Linked DNA regions of Mus musculus: region 1 is linked to region 2. The links are chromatin contacts, found by Hi-C or POLR2A ChIA-PET in ENCODE. All regions are on one chromosome and are shown on one strand. The core of a region is the stretch at or near the end of the contact, and the rest is flanking DNA. Distances in the headings are between cores, read along the strand shown.

The links. Hi-C counts contacts between places; a loop is a spot of excess contacts on that map. ChIA-PET counts read pairs that join two places held with the same protein, here RNA polymerase II (POLR2A).
Region 1: a loop to region 2 is called in a map of heart, with 5 times the contacts of the local background. The contact joins the enhancer-like site here to the promoter of Plxna2 in region 2. A Hi-C loop is called at or near these places in 8 of 37 maps with a recorded cell type or tissue (Patski, heart and v-Abl transformed pro-B cells). POLR2A ChIA-PET finds 5 or more read pairs at or near these places in 1 of 5 experiments (Patski).

Annotation. Positions count from the first base shown.
Region 1 is chr1:194,659,144-194,663,145 of GRCm38, reverse strand. The region is part of intron 3 of Plxna2 (plexin A2); the gene reads right to left. Among named protein-coding and RNA genes, the nearest start is that of Plxna2, 41 kb to the right of the region's middle. Within about 2 kb of position 2,590, at least 1 of the 3 ENCODE cell types and tissues checked has a DNase peak (open chromatin) inside an H3K27ac peak, as active enhancers do; it is heart, where a contact is called at or near this core.
Region 2 is chr1:194,617,256-194,621,263 of GRCm38, reverse strand. It overlaps Plxna2 (plexin A2), which reads right to left and starts at 1,435. Exons shown (of 32, transcript NM_008882.2): 1 at 867-1,435.

The DNA.
Region 1 (4,002 bases), core at 1,341-3,840, 41 kb before region 2:
GAAGAGGCCTGAAGAGAGTGAAACAAGACAGCATGTGCTGAGCTGACAGCTGCCATGTTCCTGGTTTCCTGGGCACCTCTGCTTTACAGAATGCAAAATGTTTATCTATCCTTCCTTTCTTCTCTCTTCTTGCAATTGTATGAAAAGTCTAGGGAGACGTGTGTGTGTGAAACATTCTATCCTACAGGGAAGCTCCTTAATTAGGAAGGTAAACAACTCAAAATAACTTCAAGAAATACCTGAAGCTGACCAGTTCACCATCGAAACTGTCTGGAAGAGGTTTAGCCCAGAATTACTTGGAAATGACACTCTCCAACCTGTTAAGCTGCCTTTAGGCTGTGTGGTGTTTCCCAGCTTTCGTGAACTACCACCCATGAGTCATTTCTGTTCTTGTAAGTAACCCCTAACCCTTACTCTTATAAATAAACTCTGAAATATCATTGGTTCACCAAGGTGGACTTCGTGATATCCATGTTTTGGTCTGTCACTGGGATTCCTTTCTTGGGTGAGTAGTGCATGTTGTGTCTCCCCAGGAAAAGTCTTGTCACACAACAAGACTGCAGCTGGAATAATAGGTTCTTAAAGAAGGTCATGAGAAGGTAAAATCCAGTGGTTAAAAGCCCACATCAGGATTTATAAAGACCTGGATACAAATCTAAGTTCTCTGCTTTGTAGCAAAGAAACCCAGTTATTAATTCTCTGGAACCTCACTCAGTTTGTTCATATGTAAGATGGACATACTAATTCTTACATGATATGAGTTGCTGAAACATAATTTGAAATATACTCAGATCAGGGTTTAGTACACAGGAGCTGACTAGTTTACAGTAGTCAGAGTTGCTTGCCAGGAGTGAAGCCTAGCATGGATGATTGGAGAGTCCCACTGCAGTGACTTGTCAGAACCTCTCAGCCCCAGGGCAAACATTTGGTGATTGAGTAGCCTTCCTGCTAGACAGGCTTTGGTGAGACTTCTAGACATATAGAATGAAGGGTAAAGAATGCAGTTCACTCTAGAGCAAGCTACATGATCAAGCCTGGCAAAATCTAGGTGGATCCTGCTCTGAGAGAATAATCCCCAGACCAAAGTTGGATTCAGCTCAGAAAATGTTTGTGTTCTATGGAGAAGCAGCAGTTAGTTTAATGTTAAAAGCAAAGAAATAGTTCTTTCACTTAGAGAAGAGTCCCAAAGATGAGACACCCAAACCTGGAATTTAGAATGTCTTTGTTATTAACCTTGTGTGAGTTTGAGTAGATCATCCAACATTTCAAGGCCTGGCTACCTTCTCCAGTAACAGTGTGTGTGTGTGTGTGTGTGTGTGTGTGTGTGTGTGTGTGTGTGTGTAAGTATATATGTGTATATATATATATGCACATCAGTGTCCAGGATCTCTAGATTAAACCTGGCTTTAGCGTCCCCTATAGGAGTAAAGTCCATTTACAGCTATAAGAAGGCTTCTGATATTGCTTGATAGTATCAGCCTTCTCCTTAAGAGTTCTGCTCCCCCTCTCCCATAAGTCCCAACTCTGTAGTCTTTACCCTTGTCTTTGCTGCTTGCTCACAAACCCCAGACCACTTAAGCAGGGAACAATCTGATTAAATAAAGCCCGTTGATGTTATGTCTCCTTCCAGGGAAAGGGACATTATTCAGTGGGCAGCACTAGTTTTTGCATGGAATACAGAAGAGTAAGAGTGTAGTGTCTGAGTGGGATACCTTGGCATCAGATTCTTATAACCTCTTCTCCACCTTGAAACCTAAAGAACTTTCTAAAATTTGAGATAGGATTAAGATAGACTAGGAGGGCTCAGAGTTCCAGGTTCATCCTCTCTGCCTTATATCTCACTGGATCGAAAGTATGCTCACGGGAAAAAAAAACAAACAAACAAAAAACAAGCAAAAAAAAAAACCCTAGAGATTCCAACAGCTAGGAGCTTTTCACTTGAATATCATGGGTTATGAAACTGACTTAAATATGCATGTAATTCATCTCAGCTAAAATATTTGTGATACTGTCTCCAATGTCCCCATCTTCCCTTGATTAGCCATATGACCAGAGAAAATGTATGGAGCATTTCCATATGCAGCAGAACACAGAACAATCCCAACTCTTCTTGAACATCTTAAAATGTAAGATTAATGAGCTGAGAGAAACAAAAGGAACTCAGACCTCTGAAGGAAAAACATAACAGTATAGGAGTGCCTAAAACAACACTAGCAGCGATGATGCCAACAGCAACATCTGCCATTCATGGAGTTCCTTTAAGCTCTACACAAGGCTCTGTCAGATATTCTACATCCTTCAAACACTCACAGCAATATAGCAAGATGGACAATTGTGATCTAGCTAAGGAAACTGCTCCCAACATCACATAGTTCATGTGGGGCAGAGCTGTGCGGCACCGCAGTATTGTGGTTGGCTTGGGTGCACACATCCAGAGAAAACAGTGTTGGTTGGTTAATTCTGCAAAGCAGCAGACATAGAGCCTCACTTCCTGCAGTTCCACCCCAGGGAGGGCCAGCACAGCTTGTTTGCTCTCACTGGTGACTAATGTAGCTAGATGCCAAAGTCCATCAGGGTTAGATTAGATGGGCTCAGCTGGGCCAGTCTTCCAATTTTTTTTTCCCATGACTCAGGACTGGGGGCAGGGGACAAGAGTGTCTTCCTTTATCTGACCTTGCAAATGTGTCACTGAAAGGAAGCCTGATGTGACAGTGTCACTACCTGCAGGAAACCAAGGAAAAGTAGGATTTTGACAGAAGTCTCAAAGATGCTCACAATTACAGAAAACTCTTCTGTAACAATCACTATTAAAAAGTTTTCATATACTATCTTTTCATTTCTTATGACAAATATCCAAAGTGTTTGTTGCTACTTTCTTCCACAAAACAAAAGAAAAAGGTCACATTTTGTGACTGTGCCAAGTTCTGCACTCTATGCTTTACACAAATCATTTCTTTGATTGTTTTGTCCATTAGCATTTACCATTCACACATAGAGATCATGTTCACCTCTGGTTTATGTCTGTCTTCCCACACTAAATGGAATCTCCATTAGGATGAGTACTTTGACAGTTTTAGTCACTACTATATTACCTAGTTCCTGACACACCTATTGTTATGATGGGGCACCATGACCAAGGCAACATCAAAAGAATTTACTGGACTTTATAGTTCCTGAGGGTTACAGTTCATGACTATTATGGCAGGGAACATGGCAGCAGGCAGGCGGGGGCAAGGCTGGAGCAGTATCTGAGAACTTACATCTTAACAAGGCAGAGAGGAGAGATGAGGGAGACAGAGAGACACAGAGAGACACAGACAGAGACAGAGAGGACATAGCATAAGCTTTTGAAACCTAAGTCCCATTCTCTGTGACACACCTCTTCCTAAAAGGTCACACCAACTAATTCTTCCCAAATGGTTTCACAAACTAGCAACGAAACATTCAAATATATGAGCCTATGAGAGGCAGTCTCATTCAAACCACCATAACATTCCATAAATACTATTCCAAGAACAAATTACCATTTCATGGAGCAAGGGTAAGAATCACCTTTGCTTTACAGGACAGGTCACTGGAATTCAGAGGTCTCATTGCTGCTAGGTTATATTCAGAACTAGGTCACATGAAACCACAGAGTTTCCTTTATGTACATCAGTCTCACCCTAAAGGGAAGGGGCTGGAGCAGCTGGCCTTTGGAAGTCCCTGCTGACAGAGACACTCAAGACCTAGTTGCCTACAGGACATGTATGTATGTGGTGGGCACTTTTCTGGGGACGTGGCTTTTACAAGTTGGCACCTTGGTTTGTAGTGAATTCTACAGAATATATTTGGATCATCTGCATGCTATGAACTTGAATTTTCATCTCCAACCTCCTGACTCAAGCCATAGTTTCCTGGTTTCACCTTCCTATAAAAAGTCCAGAATTTCACGACTCACTCTTGGACTATGAACAGCCAGCAGAACACTATGTTTTATGCCTCAAGCAGGGGTCACTAGAA
Region 2 (4,008 bases), core at 186-2,685:
CTCCCCCCAGCTTTTTCTCCCTCTTATCTCTACTTGAGCTATTTGAAGAGATAGCCCTTCCTAGGGCAAGGGTCATGTTAAACAGGTGGGCATTTTTGAGGGCCCTAGGAATGACATTTTCAGCTTTTGACATACAGCTCAAGATGAACATTTACGAAGACTACCTATGAGTAAAAGAAACTGGAATTTTCTAAGATCCTATCACTTCGTGAGGTAGGGCAAAAAAGAGTACATGGAGGGAAATGAGCTTTAAGGAGCCTCTTGGACTCTGGACAAACTCCCACTTCAACCAGCACCACTGTTGCTCAAACCAAGGGGGCTGGCCCCAGCTGGGCACTATGCCATGGGGGATGGGGACAGGAACACTTAACTACAGTGCTTCCAAACCGTTCTCACAGATTCCCGGAACGCACGCAAAGGATGCCTTCTCCTTCCCGGTGATTCCCAGTCTACTGAACCACTGGAACAGCCAGCGGCCACCCGGGACTACACTGCCTGGTGAACGCCCCCCAACCGGCCTCCGGCCATAGTCGCTCCAGGCTATCTTGCTAGTGCCACGGAGGCCCTCTCTGGGCTCCAACCCTGGGACGACCTCGTCGCTCAGGCGCTCCCCAGAGCTGCAGACAGCCGGCAGGTGCGCGCTATAAGCGCGCCACGGAGCGCCGGAACCACCAGAGCCGCTGGAGTCTATGGCCCGGAAGCCTGGACAGGAGACTGCAGCTGCGAAAGTGGCGGATCACGCGCGTATACTCGCCGCCACAACCAAGCCGGGGCCGGGGCCGGGACCCCAAGGGGACCTGAGGAGGCTGCGCCGGAGGAACCGCCGCGGGAGCGCGCTCGGGGAAAGGGCGGAGGGCGCTGCTTACCCAGCTCGGCAGTGTCTGTCTGTCCCTGCGTCCCCTCTTCGTCCGCTCAACTGGCGGTTGCCCAGGGCAGCGTGCGCCCAGTCCTGCCTGACGGGAGTCACACTGGCAGCCAGTTCCACATGTAACCCAGGATCATTAAAATCCTCGGCCCGCGCCGGCCGCTTGCCTGTATTCCTGGGGTGGCCCCCGAATGGTTCCTCGCGTCTTCGTCCCAGTCGCTTGTGCGCAGGGACCCGGTTGTGAAGGGGCGTGGGGTCCCGCAGGGTCCCTCCGGGGCGGCTCAAAGCCGGGTGTCTTCAGTTTTCTCCAGCACGACTTTCCGGGCTGCTCTGACATCAGCGATCCCGCGCTTCCTTCCCTTCTGCTCCTGGCTTGCTCGGCCCTATTTCCTCCAGGAACCGCTGCCAGCTCTGTCTGCGACCGGGCCCATAAGCTCCCCGCGGCTCCACGGCTCACGGGTCCACCAGATCTGATCGCTCGTCTTCAGCTGAAGGATCCCAGCAGCTGCTCCAGCCGCCCCCACTCGGCTCTGCGCGGACAGTGCTGCGCGCAGCGCGGCTCAGCTCAGCTCCGGTGGCGGCGCCCTCAGCCGGCCTCCTATATTACCGCTCAGCTCATTATCATAGAGGCCGCGTTAACCCCCTCCCCGCCCACGCGCCCCGCCCGCGCAGACCGAATACCCTAGCTGGTCCACCCAAGAACCCGGCAGAGCTACGGCTCTGCAGGCGTTCTGCTCGCTCAGTTTGGACCACCAGACACTGTCAGTAGTCAAGGGCCCAGAAAGGTTGTACCAGGGTCTAGGGACTCATGTCTTGGGGCCTGGTAAGCCAGCTGGCTAGGCTTCGGGAGGGGATCAGAGTGATGAGAGCACCCCATCCCCTCGCGTGGCGTCACCTGTCACCAAGCAAAGCCTCCCCTCCTTTCTCTTCACCTGTGAGCTAGGGGTGAGTGTGGAGGGACATATATTACTGATGGGCTTGAGATGGGGTGTCGGATTTCGGAACAGCAAATTTCTCTACCCTACAAATTCTAGAAAGCCAACGAGCTGTCAAAAGAGGTTTGAAGTTGTTGATAATTATTTCTACATTTTAAAGAGGAGTCTGGCTTTGCATCTCCGGTTTCCTGTTCCATTGGAAAAGGAGGTAGGGGCTGACTCGGGTGGGTGCTGTGGAAACCATAGTACCAGGAGCGTTTGCATTATCCAGACCCGCGAGCCCGCCTCGTACTGGAGGCAGAGGGTAATGGCTAGAAGATTAAGACAACTTTAATATCCCCAGAAAAGAGGATTTTTCAGTCCTGGTTGCTTCCGCGCTCACGGGTCTTGATTCCTTGGTTCGTAGTCTGTGAATCTGCAACTGCGGCTACGGCTTTCCCGCGAGGGCCTGTGCAAGCTATACCCCTGCAAGGTCTCAGGGTCTTCGAATTCCCCGATGGAGATTGAACACACCGAGTTTACTCAACACATCAAAGTGTCTGACAAATGTCCCCTACTGCCCTCTTGTGGCCATACTCTTCACCGGTATAAAAAGAAAGAGGGATGTGGGATGCTTCTGAAAGCATATAAAAACAGTTGACTGAATTCTCAGTAGGAGAGAGAGAGAGAGAGAGAGAGAGAGAGAGAGAGAGAGAGAGAGAGGAAGAAGAAGAAGAAGAAGAAGAAAGAGGAGGAGGAGGAGAAGAGAAGAGAAGAGAAGAGAAGAGAAGAGAAGAGAAGAGAAGAGAAGAGAAGAGAAGAGAAGAGAAGATCACTTTCATCAACTATATTAGAGACACGGGATTTTGGGATGTAGAGTTGGCTGTTTGGTAGTTTGGTTGGTTTGGTTTTCTTCACTATGTATCTCTGGCTGTCCTGGAACTCCTTACTACAAACCATAGTGGCTAAGACCTCACAAAAATGTGCTTGCCTCTGCCTCCCAAGTGCTAGACTCAAAAATATATGCCACCACACTGGATACCTGGTCCAATTAGCTATTCTTAAAAACAAAACATGGTTACCTCATTTAAAAACTCTTAAATTAATCAATTCATTAATTGCCTAAAATTTGTTTCCGGTAAGTTTCACTAGCTGTTGCCAATTTTGTCCTTTGGAGCCACAAAGAATCTGAATTCTGTGATGCACACCTATCTTGTCCTTTGAATTTATGTAACATTTATTTTTGATAAAATGCCCAGTGATTCTCACATTTATTCTTCCTCTATTATTGTTTATGTCTGCATGTGAGTGTGTCTTCCCTCTTTACACAAATGATCGTTATTCTTTATTTCTGAGTACGCTGGATTGAAGGCACAATTTGTTAAGGAAGATAAAGGGAAGGTGCTATCAGATTCTGTTACACTTTTGCCATGTTTTTAATGAGAGGAACAACAGTCTAGCCAGCTTCCCCTGAGACCATCCTTAGTAGAGCAAGGTAAGTGATAAAGCTCTCTGTTGAATATAGGGCCTTTAATTCTAAATCAAGTGCTGTATGACTATGTGTGTGTTGTGTCTTATCTCTTGCCTCTTCTCAGTGCCTCAATTTAATCTCATTTTTGAGATGATTACAATACAATTTAAATAATTTCAGTTACACATCCCCACCCCTGTGATCTAGAAATAAACCCTTAAATGAAGAATGGGGGGTACATTAAATGAAAGTGACTCCTCCACATATACCCATCCTGTTCTTTTCTCCCCACACTTGCCCTGCCTGTCATGAATAAAGGAAGAGAGAGGGAGAGTGTGGGAGAAAGAACACCTACAGACAGATCACACTGCAGGCTGGGTGACATGATGCCACCCTACTCCCACATTGCCACTGAGCATCATCTGAAAATGGAGCCAGTTAAGGATGTGACTTCAGAAGCCTAATCTATGAGGTACCTGGAAGCAGCACCCTTGTCTTTCCTAGGTGACCCCAACTTTCCCATTTCTAAGATGAGATTCTAACTTGAAATCTCCAGGAACCTGGTAGGTTAAAACCAGATGTGGAGGTATTTGAAGAATTGATAGTATCCTTAAAATGGAAAGCTGTTGATATGAATCTTATTAGTTGTTGTGTGACAAAACTTTTCATAGGTAGATGCAACACACATCTACTCACTCCAGCTAGGGATCTCTTGACAATCCAAAGCACAGACACTACCAAAGTCCAACTTGGTGAAC